4 separate regions of the Mus musculus genome follow, and all the other regions are linked to region 3. A link is a loop called in an ENCODE intact Hi-C map of the cell type or tissue named here. Cell type or tissue: left cerebral cortex. All regions are shown on one strand. Region 1 has its middle 3.4 kb from the start of Cldn11. Region 2 overlaps Slc7a14 (solute carrier family 7 (cationic amino acid transporter, y+ system), member 14). Region 3 overlaps Slc7a14 (solute carrier family 7 (cationic amino acid transporter, y+ system), member 14). Region 4 overlaps Slc7a14 (solute carrier family 7 (cationic amino acid transporter, y+ system), member 14).

What was found. A loop is a pair of places that touch in the nucleus more often than their neighbours do. Peaks named below come from ENCODE experiments on the same cell type or tissue, not always from the same donor. Only the 100,000 strongest peaks of a DNase experiment are listed, where the experiment ranks them.
Region 1: it touches region 3 in a loop (2.6-fold over the local background); 4 of 42 quality-filtered maps call a loop at or near these places.
Region 2: it touches region 3 in a loop (5-fold over the local background); 3 of 42 quality-filtered maps call a loop at or near these places.
Region 4: a loop joins it to region 3, with 7 times the contacts of the local background. A loop is called at or near these places in 3 of 42 quality-filtered maps.

Annotation. Positions count from the first base shown.
Region 1 is chr3:31,144,032-31,149,031 of GRCm38, forward strand. No RefSeq gene overlaps it. Among named protein-coding and RNA genes, the nearest start is that of Cldn11, 3.4 kb to the right of the region's middle. In left cerebral cortex, a CTCF peak has its summit at 2,084 (motif pointing right); DNase peaks (open chromatin) are centred at 1,830, 2,125 and 3,714.
Region 2 is chr3:31,216,716-31,221,715 of GRCm38, forward strand. All of the region lies in intron 7 of Slc7a14 (solute carrier family 7 (cationic amino acid transporter, y+ system), member 14), which reads right to left. Among named protein-coding and RNA genes, the nearest start is that of Gm33834, 14 kb to the right of the region's middle. In left cerebral cortex, no CTCF peak of the experiment used is centred here; DNase peaks (open chromatin) are centred at 899, 2,968, 3,506 and 3,846; H3K27ac peaks cover 2,464 bases.
Region 3 is chr3:31,304,257-31,309,256 of GRCm38, forward strand. The region is part of intron 1 of Slc7a14 (solute carrier family 7 (cationic amino acid transporter, y+ system), member 14); the gene reads right to left. It overlaps Gm15496 (a long non-coding RNA gene), which reads left to right. Exons shown (of 3, transcript XR_880740.3): 1 at 1-5,000. Among named protein-coding and RNA genes, the nearest start is that of Slc7a14, 3.6 kb to the right of the region's middle. In left cerebral cortex, no CTCF peak of the experiment used is centred here; DNase peaks (open chromatin) are centred at 3,095, 3,879 and 4,788; H3K4me3 peaks cover 1,029 bases; H3K27ac peaks cover 915 bases.
Region 4 is chr3:31,251,142-31,256,141 of GRCm38, forward strand. The region is part of intron 2 of Slc7a14 (solute carrier family 7 (cationic amino acid transporter, y+ system), member 14); the gene reads right to left. Among named protein-coding and RNA genes, the nearest start is that of Gm33834, 21 kb to the left of the region's middle. In left cerebral cortex, no CTCF peak of the experiment used is centred here; DNase peaks (open chromatin) are centred at 3,048 and 3,473; H3K27ac peaks cover 558 bases.

The sequences.
Region 1 (5,000 bases), 160 kb before region 3:
ATACCACTGCTGGGCATATACCCAGAAGATGTTCCAACATGTAATAAGAACCCATGCTCCACTATGTTCATAGCAGCTTTATTTATAATAGTCAGGAGCTGGAAAGAACCCAGATGTCCTTCAACAGGGGAATGGATACAGAAAATGTGATACATTTACACAATGGAGTACTATTCAACTATTAAAAACAATGAATTTATGAAATTCTTAGGCAAACAGATGGAACTTGAAAATATCCTGAGTGAGGTAACCCAGTCACAACAGAACACACGTGGTATGCATTCACTGATAAGTGGATATTAGACCAAAAGTTCAAAATACCCAAGATACAATTCACAGACCACATGAAGCTCAAGAAGAAGGAAAACCAAAGTGTGGACACTTCAGTGCTTCTTAGAAGGGGAAACAAAATACTCACAGGAAATATGCAGACAAAGTGTGGAGCAGAGACAGAAGGAAAGGCCATCCAGAGACTGCCCCACCTGGGGATCCATCACATATACAGACACCAAACCCGGACACTATTGCGGATGTAGGTCAGTGCTCGCTGAAGGGAGCCTTATGTAGCTGTCTCCTGAGAGGCTCTGCCAGAGCCTGACAAATACAGAGGTTGACTCAGCCAACCATTAGACTGAGCATAGGGTTCCCGATGGAGGAGTTGGAGAAGGAACTAAAGAGCTGCGGGAGTTTGCAGCCCCATGGGGGGAGCAACAGTGTCAACCGGCCAGACCCCCCAGAGTTCTTAGGGACTGGACCACCAACCAAAGAGTTGAGGGACCCATGACTCCTGCTGCATATGTGGCAGAGGATGGCCTTGTTGGATATAAGTGGGAGAAGCAGCCCTTGGGTTTGAGCAGGTTCGATGCCCCAATATAGTGGAATACCAGGGCTGGAAGGCAGGAATAGGTGGGTGGGTGGGGGGTGGGGGGTGGAGAGGCAGGGGGAGGGGATGGGGATTCCGGAAGGGAGACCTGGAAAGGGGATAACATTTGAAATGTAAATAAAGAAAATACCCAACAAAAGAAAAAAATATAAAGAAAAATAGATCCTATTAAAGGTACTCAGTGGCCTGTGGAATTGCCTTAGTTAATAGATACTTTCTTTTTTCTTTTCTTTCTTTTTTTTTGTTTTTGTTTTTTGGAGATAGGGTTTCTCTGTATAGCCCTGGCTGTCCTGAAACTCACTTTGTAGACCAGGCTGGCCTCGAACTCAGAAATCCGCCTGCCTCTGCCTCCCAAGTGCTGGGATTAAAGGCATGCGCCACCACGCCCGGCTAATAGATACTTTCACGCAAGAGGGCCTGTGTTTGATCCTCCAGACCTGTTTAAAAAAAAAAAAAAAAAAAAAGGCTGACCTGGGACTGAGGAAATGGCTCGATGGTTAAGAGAAGTATAGCGGGCTGGTGAGATGGCTCAGTGGTTAAGAGCGCTGGCTGCTCTTCCAAAGGTCCCAAGTTCAAATCCCAGCAACCACATGGTGGCTCACAGCCATCCGTAACGAAATCTGATGCTCTCTTCTGGCATGTCTGAAGACAGCTACAGTGTACTTACATATAATAAATAAATCTTAAAAAAAAGAGAAGTACAGCACCAAAGAGAAGTACAGCACCCATATCAGGCAGCTCACAGTCACCCATAACTCCAGCTCCACGAGGTCAGATGCAGAGACAGACAGTCCCTGGAGCTAACGGGCCAACAAGGCTAGCTTACTGGTTGAACTTGCAGGCCTGTGAGAAAAGAAAACAGAAAACCAGAAGGTGAATGGTGGCCAAGGAGCAACACTCGATGCTGTCCTCTGGCGTCTACATGTGCCACACCCCCACAGTCATGTGATCCCACTCACGTCATGTATATACCTACCCCATGCAGAAGGAACTTGATTTGTGGTCTTAGAGAAGTGGGTTCCTAGACACCTTGTGCTTTCATATATTTGGTTTCCTAAAAAGATGTATATTTTTAACGAATGAAAAAAAAAGTGTTACAGAAAAATGCAAATTTTAGTTAAGTCTGTCACCAGTTTGGCTCGTGGGAAGTTGAGGTCAATCCAGCCTCAGGCTGTCTCAGTGCGTTTCTATCTATACAATGACAGTCACTAGAGGGCGCTAAGAGCACACTGATTCGCCCATCGTTCTCCATGTGCTCCGTTAGATGCCAGCAAAATCTCTGGCATTGAGTCAGTCACAAGCCGCCCGAACTGAATGGCCTCTAGTTTGGCTGGCTAATTTCAAGTGTAAATGGTAGGATAACATTTAACACAGATGTTTCTTTCTTCACATATCTGTGAATACACTAACTGCCCCCCTAAGCCTTTCTTTTCAAATATCTTCACTTGATCTTAGCCAAAAGGCCGAGAAGCGATCTTTTCAAATATCTTACAGTAAGAATAAAAACAAATTCATATGGAATATGATATTGGGTTTAAGGCCAGAAGATAGAAACTCAGTTCTCCTCTAGAACTTTCTAGTTCTGCGTCATACTGTGGGGACGTGGAGAGGTGACATGGCAGAGTTTCTGAGAGAAAAGGAAAGGACCTGGGACTGACTGGGAACCACTGGCGACACTGTCTGGGTGTGGTTGGACTCATTGTCACACTGGAGCGGGGCCTGAGATTGTGTGGGGCTTTCTCATTTACTGCATTATGTGGGAAGTCAGATCATGATCACTGGGGACACTTGTGATGCTGTCACAGCAAGGAATGTGGGAGAATCCCGATGTCAAAAAAAAAAGTCAGAAAAAAGAAAACAAAACCACAAGAGAGCTGGTGGGCTTTACCCAGAACCCAGAGCCCCTGGCCATGGGACTGTGTCCTCAGCCTCTGTGGCCCATGCTCTGTACTTCCGTGGCTGCCTGGGCTCCTTTGAACTGGATAACCTTTTTGCTCCTGGCTAACTTATTCAGCTAGATTGTATCTCTGCTGGCCTCCCTCAGGTGTCATTTTGTGTGTCTGTCATAGAAGATGATAACAATAACTTAATTATTCAGTGTCTTGTCTCTTACATGCACCTTCCATTTGTATGTGATTTATGTTACCTTTGTCTTCACAATACCCCTGGTGGGAAATTCACTCTTCTTGTTTCCAAGTGGAGATCATGAGAGTCACATGGGCAAGGGAACAGATCTAGAAGGAATGTGTTCCCTGGGTGTCTCCTTCCAAGACAAAAAATTTGACAGCTTAGTTAAGTCATTTTATTACTTCGTGCCAAAGTTCTGAAATCTGACTTTACAAATGTGTGTGTGTGTGTGTGTGTGTGTGTGTGTGTGTGTGTGTATGCATGTGCATGCATTCATGAGACCCATGGGTGGGCAAGCCATTACTTAACTCTGATTGAGTGAGCTGTCATGTGGAGAACATTAACTCTAAGAATGTAAGAGTTCTAAGAATATAAGTTTCATAGCTAGTTTTGCAGTGAATTGATGGAGCTCAGGGTTTTATAGTTTATATTGTCCTTAGCACAAAGCTAGTTTTGGATATTAAAGGGAATATCCGTCAACATCCAGATGAGTAGACTTTATGATGAAATACTCCGTAGACTTGATGGTTCCTTCGAAGAGGAGCTATATTTCCATAAAATAGTTTGCATAAGCCCTCACCCTGCGAGAGCAAAAGGAGACTGCAAGAACAAGAATTCTGAGCTTCACATCGTAATCTAGTGTCCAGGTTTCTTGAGGATTTGTTGCAGACATTGCTTTCAGCTCGGTATGTATAGTGACTCAGATACCCATAAAAAGAACTATACGGTAGGCTCCGTGTTCATCCCACTTTACAAATGACAGGGAACCGAGAAACATTACATAAAACCGACGTGAAGGCTCACAGGGAAAGGCACTGCCATCAGCCTGAAGTCCTGCCTGTGGTCCCTGGGACCCACTCGGTGGAAGAACACTGACTTCTGCAGCTGTCCTCTGACCTCTATGCGTGTGCCATGCACACATATGCACACAAAGTAGGTAAATAATGTAGTAAAAGACACACGGAATTCTCAGGGGTCGGATACAAACATACTTATTCTTTTAAAAAGCAATGTGAAATGTTTTGATCCCGTAGGCAGTAGTAGTGGAGCCAGGCCTTGGACTATGCAGGCTGGTCTGGGTAGCTCAAATAGCGACTAACTTGTCAATCAACAGCACCAGGCCTGCGTCAAACACATTGCAGGAGTTATCCCCCATAGGCCACAGTAACAGTAATAAAGTGTTTGCCATTCTCACTCCAAGACCAACCCACCAGTCACATAGGCTGAGCCAGCCCAGTGCAAGGCCAACCCACCAGTCACATAGACTGAGAGACAGCCCACTCCAAGACCAACCCACCAGCCACATAGATATCCCACTAGTCTCCTTGATCAAGGGCAGTCTTGGCTTGAAGAGTTGGTGGCATGTATGACCCCATCCATCATGGGGATAACTGCAGCAAGCTCAACAGGATGATGAGCAAAATGTCCATTTGCTGAAATCTGCCACCATTTTAAATAGAATAAGAGGAGAGGGGGAAGAGGCCCAGGTGACTAGATCAAGCCATACAGTAAGATAAGCAATCCTTTTCTTGACTTAAAATTGCACAAGTCCGAAGCTGTAGCTCAATGGTAGAGCATTGTCTGGCTTGCTCAAGTCCGTGGGTTCATCCCCAGTGCCTCCCTCCGCCCAAGGGCACAGAATGAGCCTTATCTGAATGCGTGTAGAGAAGGGGGCTGCCTGGTAGCCTTTGCTGATAGCTTCTGCTTCCCACTCAATCTGGGCTATCGGTTTTCTCGGTGGAGAACAGAAGCTAACTTATTTACAGTGATCTGGGCAGAATGCCTGGCTTTTAATGTATCACAAATGGAACACCAAGCCCTTTAGGAACATTCAGAAAGTGATAACCAGGATGGATTCTCAGGAAAGGTCAGGGACAGGAATGAGCGGGGCCCACGGAGTCTCCTTCCTAGCTGTGTGAACTTCAGGAGCTTGTCCTTTGGGGGGCTGTTTCTTCTGTGTAGAATTGACAGTTGTCCCCACTGCAAAGTG
Region 2 (5,000 bases), 88 kb before region 3:
ACCTTCGGAAGAGCAGTCGGGTGCTCTTACCCACTGAGCCATCTCACCAGCCCTCTTATGCACTTTAAATTACTGATTTCCTATTGCATGTGTTATATTTATCATCAACTACCTAATGGCAGGTGCGATAGATGCTCAGAAAGAAGAAGGTGCTCATGTTTAACAGGGTCCTGGAGACTCTGCTGCCAAGCTGGAGATGTCTCGGATAATGGGTGTTGGTGGGGAGTCTGGTGTGGCTAGGACAGACAGAGGTCAGTAGTAAGCACTGGAGCCTATTGGCAGTTCAACAATAGGTGCAAGGTGAACATGGCCCCTAGCAAGGTAATGGCCATGCATCCTTTGACAGGACCAGTGGAGAAAAATATTAAAAGGGAAGCTTTGGCTTCTTTTCCAGATGAAATTCCATGGTGGAGAACGTACCTGGGGGAGGTTCAGGCTAGACAAGATGAGGACTCATGCCTCCTGCAAATGAAGGGACTTTCTTTCCACAATAGATACTTTGTGATCTCGAAGCTCTTCACAAATATGTATTGTATCGGATACCAGCCTAGAGAAGTTAACTACACATCAAATGCGCCATCAGAACAGCCCTGGAGCTCACTGCTCTTGCTAGAAGATGAGGGCTGATCCTGTCCCACCTAGGAGTCTCCTGGGAAAAGACTGTTGAATTTGCCTTCAAGATGCCAGGGTGCCCGAGCACCAGCTGACTAAACACTTCTCAGTTTAGGTGGCTCCACCCTGGGCAAGCTAAGCAAATGACTCCAAAGCTTCAAGGGAAAGGAGGCCTGGGTTGGGTATAGGGGAGGTACCCTATGTCCTGCGGAGGCAAAACATGCAAGAAAACTCACCCCTGAAAAGAGTCGGGGTGGGGTGGGGGAAAAAACAGTAAGAGCAGACTGCCAACTCTGCAGGCACAAACTCGCCTCCAACTTTGGGCCTCTGATCTCTAGTGTCCCAAGGGAGCTCCTGGTCCTCTGCCTGTAGCTCTGTGCCTGGACTGAAAGGAGGTGGGTCACCTGACCCCAGGCTGGGTGGAGCAACCTCTTCCTGGGGTGCGCTTTCCAGCAGGAAGCCCTGCCCGCAGCAGATAGCTGAGACACTCTGTTATGCCCAAAGGGCCTTTTATTTTCGCTGCTCTGGGATCAGCTTTCCAAAACAGACATTTGCCAGGGCGGGAGCGGAGACCTGCGGGCAGTGAGGTGTGCGCCCCACCCACTAAATCCCCACTAACTCCTACCCTTCCTGATTATTATTATTATTATTTTTTACATACCACCACGAACCCTGTCGATTGTACTAACAGTGAGGTTTGTTTAATGTGGTGTGACCAGGGAGAGCAGGCTGGATGGGAGGGGCTCTATCCGGCCCTGGACTTGATCTAATGTTAAGTCAGTGTCTCATCTGTAAGGTGCAGTTGGGACCCTGTCTTCATCTGAGCCGTATGATGGCTGATGATTGAAGGAACATCCAATGTTATCTCACAGAGCACAGAGACTCAAGAAAAATGTGTCCGTTGCCCACTGAAGACCTGTAAAAGAATATTCCACGCAGCCTGATTTATCGGGCTCAAATGGCAACAACTTATAAAGGGACCAGAATGGAGCCTGCATTGCGGTGCATCGCCACGATCTCACCAATAGTGTTGGAGAGCACAAGCCAAAGGCTTGGAGTTCGATGCGTACCACACACACTGGCTCCAGGGCCTCCACCTCTTCCACAGTTCCCTTTCCTTACATTCTTTTGCCTGAGTCTGGTGGCAGAGCCCCTTGAATCCCTTGTTCCTTCTTGTCTATGCTTGCCTGTGTCCAGAGCACTGCCCTTGCTCTGTAGGCAGAGGGCCATATAGACCAGCTTCACCTCCATAGTCTCTCCTAAGCATCCGCCATCCCTGTTGCCTTCCTGTGAGGCCTACGTGACTTGCTCTTCACTCTCTTGAGCATGACTGACACTGAAAAGCTGATTGTTTCCTCCTCTTCCACCAGGAAGCATGTCAGTCTGATTGATTGATGATTGATTGATGGACATACATCAAGAATTGGGCTATCCCAGCACTCTTCCTTCCAACTTTCTTCCTCACAATGGTGGCTTCCTATTTCCAATAGTATTTTAAATGGCAGCTCACACAAAGACCAGCAAGGGGGGGTGTTTACATTTTGGGGACTGAGGCCGAGGTTCATTTTGGGTGAATGCATGCCTACCAAGCACAAAACCCCAGGATTGATCACTAGTACTGCATGACCCAACCACGGTGGTACACCATGCTTGTAATCCTAGAACTAAAGAGGTCGGGAGAGGAGGGTCCGGAGTTCAAGGTTATTCTGGTGCCACATAAAGAATTTGAGGCCCGTCTTGGATATTAAAGACACTGCCTCAACGAATGAATGAACAAACAGTAGGAAGAAAAGAATTTTTATATCCTGGCATAAAACACATTGTCCAAATTTCTAGTCCTGTCTTCTAAGTGTAAAGACAGAACTTCATCTTCCTCAGAGGGACTGGATAAATTAGAAATGAAAACATGGCTGCTCTCATGGTAAAGGTACCAGTGAGTTAGGCTACCTGAGAATGAATTCTTTATACTTGCCCTGGGGAAGGAGTTAGGCCTGAAAGAGACCTTGGAGCATCCCACTTTGCCATGTTCCCATCCTAATACATCACAGCTCCTGAGATGGTGTGTGACCCCTGGAGATGCTCTACCAGCCCACATCCACTCAGAGGAGAGTCACTGAACACAGCTTTGGGCTCACTTTGTTGGGATTAATGAACACTTATTGTTTGTATCGTTTCCCTTGTCTAATGGCAAGGATGTGCCGGGAAGTCTTGATGGGGCTCCGTGAGTTATGCTCTTTTGAAGGTCAAAGCTCAGAAAACACTGTTACAGAAATCCTGTGATTAAGATTCACTTAGAGAAGGCAGGATAACAGAGCGTGTCTCAGAACATCACCCCATTATGACTCAGCTTTTAACCACGGAAATTTTGTCAAGAAGCAGTTGATTTCATAAGAAGCTTCATTTAAAAATAATCTCTACCGTTCTTCCTAGGAAAGTTACAGTGTGCATAAAACTGAAGGAACAGCCGGTGTCTGGGAACCTCATGAATTCAGAGGAGGGATATTTATTGTAATTGTGTAAGATCATTAAGTATTTTTATAACCCAATTTGGGGCTATGGGATGGCTATACGTACATAGGAAAAATTTTGTTATTGCAAAACAGATTTTGTAATTAAATTACCTTCCCTGCTTGATAATGTCTTCTCTACATAGCAACAGCTCTCAAATTCGAGTGTGACTTTGACTCACCTAGAAGGCTTGTTAAGTCTTAAATTGCATCCTAGCTAGCCCACCATGATATTAGCACCGCTGGCTTGAGATGACATTTTGGGAAGTATTGATTTAGAAGACTATAGATTTTTGAAAATCTGGCTGCACATTAAAAATTTCTTGGCCAAGCTCTAAAATAAATAATACTCCATGCTTGACCGCGCTCAGGGAGTTTTCCTCTGCCTGATAACAAACAGGGCCCCTGGAGTTGGGGATGGTTCACATTGTGTTCTGCTGTGTGATAGCCAGCCTGCCCAAGTCAGTGGACAATGAGTCACTTCAGAGCTTTTTAAAGAAAAACAGGAGATAAGTATTTCTTATTACTTTCTCCATCATTTTCTCACGGATGAATAAACCAAAGCTCCATGAAGTTATGAGAAATTTCTAAATTTATAAGTCAAGGCTGGAACAGGACTTCAGTTTGAACCTGGTACTGTTCACTGCCATAGGGGCTCCTTTGATACCACGGGAACCAGAGATGTGATACAGAACCTGTTAGAAATTTGTGAGTCTCTGTGCAAAAAGAAAGCATGGGATTCTTGCTCAGAAATTACTCAGAACTTGAAACAGAAATAGCAGCAGACTGTTAACTGAGGCCCAGGACCCTGAACATAAGTGATACGCCCAAAAATTCAGGGCCAATGTCAGGTTTTAGTCCCACCAAACATTCAGAGCAAATAAGAAAGTTTGTGCAGAGGTACATGATGGGGTGATAGGAACCTCAGAACTAAAGTGAGGTATCCTGGACTCAAGAACCCCCTCTTCCACTCACTTTGGTTATCTGACGTTTTGGAGTGTTAGTTTACTCCTCTGTAAACTTGATTGGGACAGAGGTGGTGACAGGCCATAGTGGGCCATAGTTTAACATAGTGGCCATGGTGGGGCGGGGTGTCTAATATAAGAAGCTCACAGTGTGTTTGTGGTGCCAGGGGTCAAATCCAGATTTTTGTTCTTACCAGGCAAGCACTCTACCACCAATCCCTGTCCTGGCCCTGATAAGGGGCCCTGAAGCCCCTCCTCCACCAGAGTGCTAACCTTAGCTCTGTAGAGTTGGGCTGTGTGCCCTTAAACAGAAGCTACTGTTTCTTTATCCGCACAATGGAGATTGCCATGAGATTTTAAACAGTGAGGCCAGTCCCTCACAATAACTTGTAAACAGCGCTGTATTTTTAATTATTCCTATGAGACAAAGGGTTTGTGTATACCAATCAACGATCTTTTCTTTACTGTTTCACTTTTTAAATTAAAGAAAAAAAAATCATCTATAGCAGTGTTTCTCAATCTTCCTAACACTGAGACCCTTTAATAGAGCTCCTCATGTTGTGGAGACCCCCAACCATAAAGTTATTTCATTGTGACTTCATAACTGAAATTTTGCCATGGTATGGATTGTGATGTAAATATCTGATCTGCAGGATATTTGACATATGACACCCCCCCCCCCCCAAGAGTCGTGACTCACAGACTGAGAGCCAGTGACCTCTAGTGTCTTCCCAAGCAGGAGCACTTGTGAAATCACACGGTTCCCGTGTAGGAAGGGTTTTTGTTCTTTTTTTTTTTTTTTTAATGTGAAAGAGTAGAATTATTAAATGTTCTAGAAAGCTCTAAGCTCTAACACTAGCTGCAGTATGGCTCGTGGGATGGGCAGCTGGTTGTGGGCAACCCTGTTCTTGATGCT
Region 3 (5,000 bases):
GTGCTTGCCTAGACTTTACTTATTCACTGAGCCTTCTCTTTGGCCTCGAAAATATTCATTTCTTCTTTTAAAGTAATTTTATTTTATGCATATGAATGTTTTCCCTACCTGTATGTCTGTGTACCATGTGTATTCCTGCAGAGGTCAAAAAAGGCAGTTGCATTCCTTGGAACTAGAGTTAAGGATGGTTTTGAGCCACCGATTTGTGCTGTGAATAAGGCTTAGGTCCTCGTCAAGAGCAAGTGCCCTTAACCACAGAGCCATCTCTGTAGCCCCAAATACTCATTTCTTGAGAAAGGGTTGGCTAGCTGAGTGTATGGCCAGTAAGCACATAAATATCCCTGAATTCAGCAAATTCTCTTTGAGTGCCCCTGTGCCAGGCTATAAGATTTCAAGCACCCTTGCCATCATGTTTTTGTGCCAGGATGAGACCACTTTCAATTACACTATTGACTAATTGGATGATTGGAAGCTCTATAGGCCAGTGCCAGAACTAAATTATTAATTCTCTGTTCCTTCAATATAAAGTCAGAGGATTCCATTAATTAACAAACACGGAAGACTCTTTTCAGCTCGGGGTAACAGCGTTTCTGCTTTTTTGAAAATCTAGGCCCATCCACAGAACAAACAATTTGTACTATGCAAATAATTGACTTTCAACTGAAGATGCTGATTACTTAAACTAAGATGATTTACTAGGCCAGGGTCATCCGCCTTTCAGAATATAACCTCTCCTTTATTAATGCAGTTTCATGTAAGGAAGGCCTGAGAATGACACGCTTGCCTGCCACCCAAGAGTGTCTGATCCTCCCTGGCAGTGCGTCTTGCAAGTCACCACCCATCTCCCTGTCATGCTGAAATGGCTGAGAAAGAAAATGCCTTGCCAGAGAGTCTGATTCCTTTTAGGCCATCTCATTTTGATTTCTTAGGGGCTCTGCTGATAGAGCAGCATAAGGACTTCCCCAAGTCTTCAACAGCTGCAACAAATACAACCAAGAGTTAGACTCGGGAGGAGTAGGGTGTTGGGTAAATCTCTGAGAAGCGTTGAGGAGACGAGTGTGGGGAGGGAGGTAAATATGATCAAGTACGTGCTGTGGCATTCATATGCGAAATTCTCAAAGAATTAGTGTCCTATGTTTTTAAAGAAAGAACTCATCTGCTGGTAGAATTTCATTTGCAGGGTTATCTTGTCCAGTATCTGAGCCCTGTGTTGGCCCAGTGTTAAAAGAGGAGAATGGCTAAGAAACAAATGTGCAACAAGCCATGGCTGCATATGAAAGCACTCCTACTTGAGGCATGAATAGCATCAAACAAGGTACTAGGCTTAGGAGTCCACACTACAAATGCTCCTATTTAAGGCCAGAATACTTAATGCAGAGCAGCCTCAAGAATTCAGCTGAAGTAATAGACTTGTACCCTTCTTTTGGCTTAATCAATGCATGAGATAGGGTTATTTTTGTTCACACTCACTTATGAGATGGGTTGGCACGCATTTCATTAGTAATAAGACATTATTTTTAAAAATTAATCCCTCTCATTGTCTGCACTGAGGAAAACCCATAATACACTTTTAAAATTTCTGAATCTCTAATATCACAGCAGTTCTCTTTCGAGACACTAAGAACCTTTAGTTAATGACTTTTTTTTTTTTTCGGAGAGGGAAATATGCAGGCTCAAATAAACTAAACTATAAACGGTGCACAGTTTCTATTAATAGACCCGAACCAATGAGAAATTTTAACAATCAAAAATTTAAATTCAACATGAAAATGAAAATACAGGCAAAATGTATTCTTATCAAAGATTTAAAATACGTGCAGAAGCCATTCCACCTGGACTACCTTGTTTGGGCATAGGCTATATTATATCTGGAAGTAATGATCAACAATTGTGTTCAATCACACTCTTTAAAAGTACTCTCATCTAGCTGTCCTTCAGTCTTCCCACACTGTCTGGGGCAGCTGTGGAAATCCCATGTATGTTTTACAGATGAGAAGGGAGTCTAGGTGTATAATGGCACCAACTGGCACACGCACTCCTGGTTCAAGCCATCTATTTCTCCCCTGCTTATCACAGTGTATTTACTAAGATAAGAGAGACACTCATTACTATGTGTATTTGAACTCTGGACAAGAGTAAGGTTACCTCTAGATTGGAAGCTAGGAAACCAAACCAAACCGAACTGAACTGAACCGAACCGAACCGAACCAAACCAAACCAAACCAAACCAAACCGAACCACCACCCCATTTATAGAGTTTATAGGAAGCAGATTCTTGAGGTTATCAGCTCCTCAAAGCTGATACAGAGCTCCTTGCTGTCTGGACTACCCTGTCCATCTGTGGGGCTAGAGATAGAGTAGGCACAAGTATTCTTTTCTCCTTTCTGGGAAGAAGCTTCAAAAGAGTCTTGAATCCTTAATTTGTCTCAATGCCTAGTTCTTTGTTGCCGTGAGAATTTTTTTTTTTTTTTTTTTTTTTTAGCACTTTCTAAAGTGGCATTGTCTAACAAAGCTTCTGACAAGATAATCACTTGTCACCTATGGTTATTGAGCACTTGAAATATGAGATACTGACTGACTTCTAAACATTTTAGTTACAGTTTGACTTTAAATAGGTCTATGTAGCTCTTGATTACTGTACTGGACAGAGAGGTTCTATATGGTTTAAGATTATGGCTCATAGGGCCCAGAACACCCCATCAGTAGCATCTTTAGGCTTGTGGGGTTATTTAATATGAACTTAATATGAATTATGCCTTAACTGGGCATAAAGGAGGGAGGGGCTGAAGCAAATTGTTGGCAATAACAACAAGAAGACATCTGGGGATCTCTGAGGAAGGACTAACAAATGGAAGATGGAAGATCCATTTGCATTTCAGTGCCATTTGGATTGAATTTGAATTTCTAAACTAAGATTTGGAGCAAGACAGCACCATCAATTCAGTGTAAAAATGTCTACTCACCAGGGCTACAGGAATCCAAAGAATGAAGATGAGATTTTACTACAGGCTGTTAAAAGAAGCACGGAGAAGTGAATGAGCTGTCAGAGTCTGCTAGGATGGCTGGCCATCTCAGGACAGTCTCTGATGAAGCTCTGTACTTGAGAGAATTGGGGAGACCCCAAGAAACGATAGATGAAAGGACTTGGCATCATGACTAACCTGTGGAGAGCATTTTATAAACGCTGGCACTATTTAGTGATTTGTATATCTTCCTAGATTATTTTAGAGCCTTCTTCCAAGTCCATCTGAAGCATGGAGAACTGCTTAGCATCATCAGTTTGGGGAAAATTGTGCCATTGGACTGAGTCAGAGAAAGTATAGGTAACAAGGGCATGGTGGAGACAGCCACAGCATCATCCCTGTTTGCTTTATGGGAAACATCACTGAAGATTGGTTATGTGTTTCAGGGACACTGAGGTAGACGGCACTGGAGTGGAACCAGAAGAGGAAAAAGATGGGAGAAATAGCTAAGGGGAATGACTATCTGCATGTTAGACATTTGTGCCTTATCGTGATTATCTGTGAAAGGTGACCAAGAAGGCATTGCGGGTAAATAGTTCAGGCCCTGTGGGTGAGTGAGAAGGGTGCTGGCTCTGGAAAGTATTTGCAGGATTAAGATACTAACTTCAATTAAGTGACTGGGAAGAATGGGAGCCCTGAGTTCCCACAGTCTGCTTTCTGTAAAACAACGTTGCCAAACACATGTTTACCACCATTACAACAGAACGAATCTAAAATGAAGGCATATCTGGGTTTCCAGGCTTGCTCACTGTTTCACTCTTCCCGTTCTTGTCCTTCCAGGAAAGCCTGCTGGTTTAGCTTCCAACCTGTTTCTGTAAAACTGGCGCTCAAGTTGTGTGAACAGTTGTGGCAAGCACAAGACAGTTGGCAGGGTGGGGGCGAGTGACAGTGGGTGGGTGAGCAGATTAAAGAAGAAATGACTAGAGAGATAACGGAGTGTGTGAAGGAGAATGCAGCCCTCCTTTTGTCAATTACTATATCCCTGCTTCTCATCACAGCTGTTGAAAGTTACATTCATGAGCAAGATCATATAAGTGACTTGGACATGGGAGCTGAGCAGTATACAGTGTGAACGCAACCTCTAACTGTAGATTTTCAAGATCCCTAACTGTAGATTTTCCATCTGTGTTATATACGGTTAAGCACTGGTGTGAAGTTTAAACTAGATGGCATTGTCTAGCAGAGTATAGATGCTCAGTAAATAGTCTCTCCCCGCCCCCATTCCCATTGCCTCACCCCATTCTTCATCCCACCCATGGAACACTAAAGAAATAAACCTACAGTGTATTAAAATTTGTGTTTGGAGGATGAGAAAATACGCGGTGGTGACAGAAGCATACAGAGGAGAGTCATAACCCAAAGCAAGCCTGAATCCATCTCCCTTTTAATTAATCCACTTATTTTTCTGTAGACTTACAGTTCTCTGGTTCCTAAAAGCTACAGAAATGTTTATCAGGACAGCATCCCTAACTGCTTTTTCAACACTATGAACCGGAAGACTTGGAACAGGAAGAACGAGGGCATCATCCAGAGTTATCAAGCCACATCCTGGAATGACAGGGCCCCCTTGTTTTTCTACCCAGACATGCTGGGAACCTCCAACGAAAGTCTGGGAAAGCAGAGAACTGGGAAAGCAAAGGATACTCGCTTGTTTTCTTGGTAAACACGAGACAATGCCCTTTAGGTGTTAGATCTCAACTGCAGGGAAAGCTGACCAGCCAGCACGGATCCCACCAGTCCCCAGGTATTTACCGCGCAGCAGACAACTTTCAGCACCCCGGACAGCGGCACACCATCCCAACTCTAGCCAGCTCTTCAACCTGTCCCCAGCTCTCAGAGGCAGATTATCCCTGCAACCCTTAGTTACTCTGGCCAGTTACTGCCTCTGCCACGCAGGCGAACATCCTTTGAGTCTCTCAACTCAAGCTCTCAATGAACCGAGTTTCGCACACGTAGCGGAATCACTATCAAGAAGAG
Region 4 (5,000 bases), 53 kb before region 3:
AGACAGACATTCAATTAGGGCTCACTATGCTCCCTCGTGTCCCCTCCCCCCACCACTACAGGTGCACCTGAGGACAGGTCGGAAGAGCTGAAACTCTTCAGGCTGAGAGGAGGCATACACTACACACCGTTATGTAGGTATGTCCAACCTTTGACATTGTATCACAATGCTGTCATGTACGAAGTTTATGCTTAAGAACTGTATCATTGAGTTACAAAAGAATTGCAAAACCAGCTCATGTTTATTGTCTTGTGCTGGAACACATTCATTATTACACTCAGCCACACATGGCTTGTGTGCTACAGGTCAGACATGGATGCCCGGGTCTATTGCTAAGCCATATGCTAACATGCTAAAAAGAATATACTCGGTACCCGTCTGTCTCTCTGTCTGTCTGTCTCTCTTGGCACATGAGTGTGCCATGGTGCTGTACGGATATCAGAGGACAACTCGTTGGAGTTGGTTCTCTCATTCTGCCATGTGGGTCCCAAGAATGAATCTCAGGTCATCAAGCTTAGTGGTGGCAGGTGTCTACCTACTGAGCCATCTTGATGGCCTGAGATTGGTTTTTAATTATCTTTTTTTTTAATGATCAGAGAACTGGCATGAAATAATCAATCCATTTCCAGTGAGAAGGTTTCTGGCTTCCATGGTCCAAAGGTGGCCTCCTGAAAAGACAGAACTTTGGGTCTTACAGTTTCCAGTCTCAGTTCTGGTTCTTACTAAAGAGCCTTGCCACTTGTAGGAGGAAGTTCTTTCTGACTGCGGCTCTGATCGGAGCCAGCCTCCCACAGTGGGTAGGTGAGAATGGAAGGATGCCGTGTCCACATGTGAGCATCCTGTGTATCCACATGGCTCTCACATGGGCTATGTGTGGTCCTCCATGCTGGATTTCTATCTGGATCCTCACTTTCTGCTATCAGAACTATGTTGCCAAATCCATAATTCTCATGCTATTTCAGAACACTCATCCATTACCTGCCTTCTCATGGGCAGATGGAGTGTGTCCTCCTCTTGCTCATGGTCCTTGACCCATCCAAACCCTCTCTATTCTAAGCTTCATTTTGGCTTTCACTGTCAGAGCTCAGAGCGCTGAGCTCCATAGTCTCTCATGTCTCACCTGGCACATCTGGTTTTTTTACCTTCATCGTGTCTCCACTGTGGGACTGAAATATGTATCTGCTTGTGTCATTGAACTTCTCCAGGCCAACAGAGTGACATCTAACCTCAACTTGGCATGTGTTAGGGATTGATCGCCTGAGCTGTCTCCCCAGTCCCACGAGTTCAGTTTTAATTATACTAAAAAGAAACTATACATAAACCCGGGGAAAACCGTGCCACAATGGATGCTTTTCCCCTCCTCGGGCTCATGTGTGTCTCTTGGGACTTTGAATGGCCAGAAGTTGTGGGCACAATCATTTGGCTTTGATTCATCTGCAGCCAAGTAAATTAGAGCAGCTACACAAGCCATCCTGCCTCCACCCACTCTCCACAGAGCTGTAGGTAAAAAACCAGGATGAAAAAAATGATGCTCTTTATCAAAACATACTATTAAAGGGGCTTTGCAGGCCTGGCAGGACACAGGGCCTGTGGAGTTATCAAAGAGCAGATAGGGCCATTGGACAAAAGTGAGAGGTTAGGCACAAGCTGTTTCCTCCGATAAATAGTCCACCACCTGGAACAGGCCAGAGGGCAGTGACCACGTCAGAGTGGAGCTGGGTAAAGGATCTGGGGAAGTCAGTGGACCTGTGGGTCATGTTCAGTTGGAGAGAAAGTAGCTTCAGAGTCCCGTTTTTGTTTCATGTTTCATGAAGGATTATGTAGAATGGGGAACAGAGCTACATGACCAAAAAAATTTCCCTAGAAGAGAGTCTGCCTGCTATATGAGAGACTCCTGTTAGCAAGCTTCCTCTCCATGTGGGTCCTAGCTGTGGCAGATAGCGCCTCCTTCTACATGGAAGTTTCCAAGTCTAGCTGTGTGTTAGATGCTCTTAGGGGATCCCAGGGCTCCCCACCCAGCCCCAGCTGAGTTGGAATTGCAGGACATATACTTTGGACATCAGTACTTTAAAATATAAATAGACAGAAATTAAAGAAGGAGCCACAAACTAGGAGAAAACATTTACAAAGCTACACATGTAAAGTCAGGTGTGAGGACTGCTTGCACTTTGAATCACAACACTTTGGGATGCAAAGGCAGGTAGCTCTATGAGTTCAAGGCCAGCCTAGTCTGCATCATGAGTTCCAGAACTGTCAAGGCTATATAGTAAGACTCTGTCTAAACAAAACCACACATGTAATGAAACATTTCTATCTAGAATATATAGAAAAAAATTGAGACAAGGTTTCATGTAGCCTGTGTTGTGTCCTTGAACCACCCAACCCCAAACTGTAAAATAACCATTTCCTTTTCTTTATACATTAGCTAGATTCTGGCATTTAGTTAAAAAATGAAAATAGAATAATAGAAATACTATATATTACAGCAGGTGCCTACAATAGAGCTTGACACAAAACAATTTATTTAGTGCTGTGTGCTGGGCATTGTATCGGTACTTGGTAGATATCTCTTTTAGATCTCACAGCAACAAAGAAGATATTTTTACTTCCACAATGGGGAAACTAAGACTCAGAGAAGTTACAGTGTTTGCCTTAAGTCTCCCAGCTAGTTAGCAGTTTAACCAGGTTCCACGTCCAAACTCAGTCTTACTGGTTACATACCACTTCAGATTTCACACATAGTGCCTCTTTGACGTCACCTCCTGCCTTTAACTGCACTTTGTTACTATTTTTAATCCAGTATTTCCCCGATTTCATTGAAATCTGCAGTGTCCACTGATCTTACCACTTTTCCGTTTTCACTTATCGTTACTAATTTTTGTTAGCATGCAAAACAGTGGGCGTGGCTGTGACATTTCTCCTAGACAGGTCATCTCGGTTCTCCTGCGCAAGCGCCCTTCATCTCATTGTTCTTTTCTCTCTGCTTGGGACAAGGTGAATTCGGTTGTGCCAACATCCTCTGTACTCCATACTTATCACCCAGCAGTACCTATTGCTGGAGATAAACATACAAGGTAGAGACTGGGCTTCCTGGTGCTGAGTAGGCTTTTAATTATAGCCAAGAGAGGAGGAGAGACAAATGTTAACAAGGGTGGGAATGGAAAGGAACTGGTCTATTGTGGTGTGGAGAAGGGAAAGGTTGGTTAAACTCTAAGTGACATGGGGATGGGGGGGGGGGGATGACCATCAGGGAGGGGACATTTGTGACCAAAGAGAAAGAGCAGATCCATGCCAACTTGGCTGGAGAGACCACTGTAAATATGATAATATCGGCACAAGCTATTTTGGTTTGGGCTCTGGCTGAGGCTCTGAAGGATCGTGGCTGGACCCAGCAGGGGGATGAGTCAGTCACTGAGCGAGGAGAGGTGCTATGGCTGGGACCATCTGGAGAGAGGGGGAGAGGCAGGCGTTTGTCTTCTGGAGCCTGGTGCAGTGGTGAGGACAAGCTGCTGGGTGGCAGTTATAGTGGAGCCGAGCCAGGAGTAGGCTGGGAATGCTTAACAACCAACTCCAAGGCAAACAACAACAGTGGAAACACAAGTCCCGCCTCAGGTCTACAATTTGGTGTCACTGTAAAGTTGGAAAGAGGTGTGGCCTCCCAGTGCGGCAAACACTGGTGCAAACTGCCTCCAACATAATACTGGCTGGGCGAACTCTGAGCTCTTTGAGTCAGCAATGGAGAAGTAGATGTTCTATAGTGTTGTGAGCACCGAGGCCGGGCTCAGTGCTCCCAGGATGCAATGGCTTCCAGTGAAGGATTATTTTGCATACAGCAATCACCTCAGCCTGGGGACTGTAGCCAACTAGAATGGGGTCTGGGAAAACTGTACAGTACTCATTAACTGGGAGGCACCTTAGGTGTCTGTCTGATGCCCCCATATCACCTGGGAAGAGTCTTAATGAGAGATTGTCTACATTGGGTTGGTTTGTGCGCGTGTCCATGGGAGATTGACTTTATTAAATTATTTGATGTGAAAAGACCCAGCCCACAGTGGCTGTACAGCATCTCCTTGAGAGAGGGTCCTGAATTATTGAAGACTAGAGAAGACCAACCCAGCTGAACACTACCAAGCAGGCAAGTGGTCATCAGTGCCTCAGCCTTTCCCTGTTCCTGCCTGTCTGTGGTCAGCTGTTTCACGCTTCTGTCACTGTGACTTAACCCACAGTGCTGGACTGTGAACTGAGATAAACTCACTTCTATCTTGAGTCACTTCTGGTTAAGGTATTCTACTACAGCATCATAAACTAGGATACCCCCCTAGCAAGATGCTGTCTCTTTGACCATCTCTAGTCAGGTCTATAATGATAACCCTTTTAGAACTATAAGTCTGTGATGAGTAATTTCTGTTAATAAAACTTGGGAAGAATTGCAATCACCTTTCTAGTTTCAATTAGTCAGATAATTTGTTCATGTGAAAAATTTATTTCAATTTAAAGGGACAGAAGTCCTTTAGTCTGCATAAACCAGTTTATTAGAGTTTTCATGCAGAAGAAAGGGTGATTCCAGGTCAGGGGAATATGAAGAGCTGATGGCAAGGATGGGTCCCAGTAGATCTTTTCTTACTAAATGAAAACAGTCAGATAAGAGCCAGTATACTTGTGAGTTTGTAGTTTACCTTGTTCCTTCATGGATGAAGAATAAATATTAATATTTAATAGGGAAGAATGGTACTTAGGGCTTTTCTTGTGATGCTGAGCACAAGTCACTAAACGCCTGTCCTATATTAGAACAATCCCTCTCTCTTCCCTCCCTTCCCCTCCTCTCTCTCTTTTCTTTTTTCTTCCCTCCCTCCCTCCCTCCCTCTCTCCCTCCCTCCCCCCTCCCTCCTTCCCTTCTTGTTTTCTGTTGACCTAACTCTGGCACTCTGGGAAGATACTGTGGCCCACAGCTCTAGAGAAAAAGAAGGAAAGGAAGGAAGGAAGGCAATGCCACAAATCAT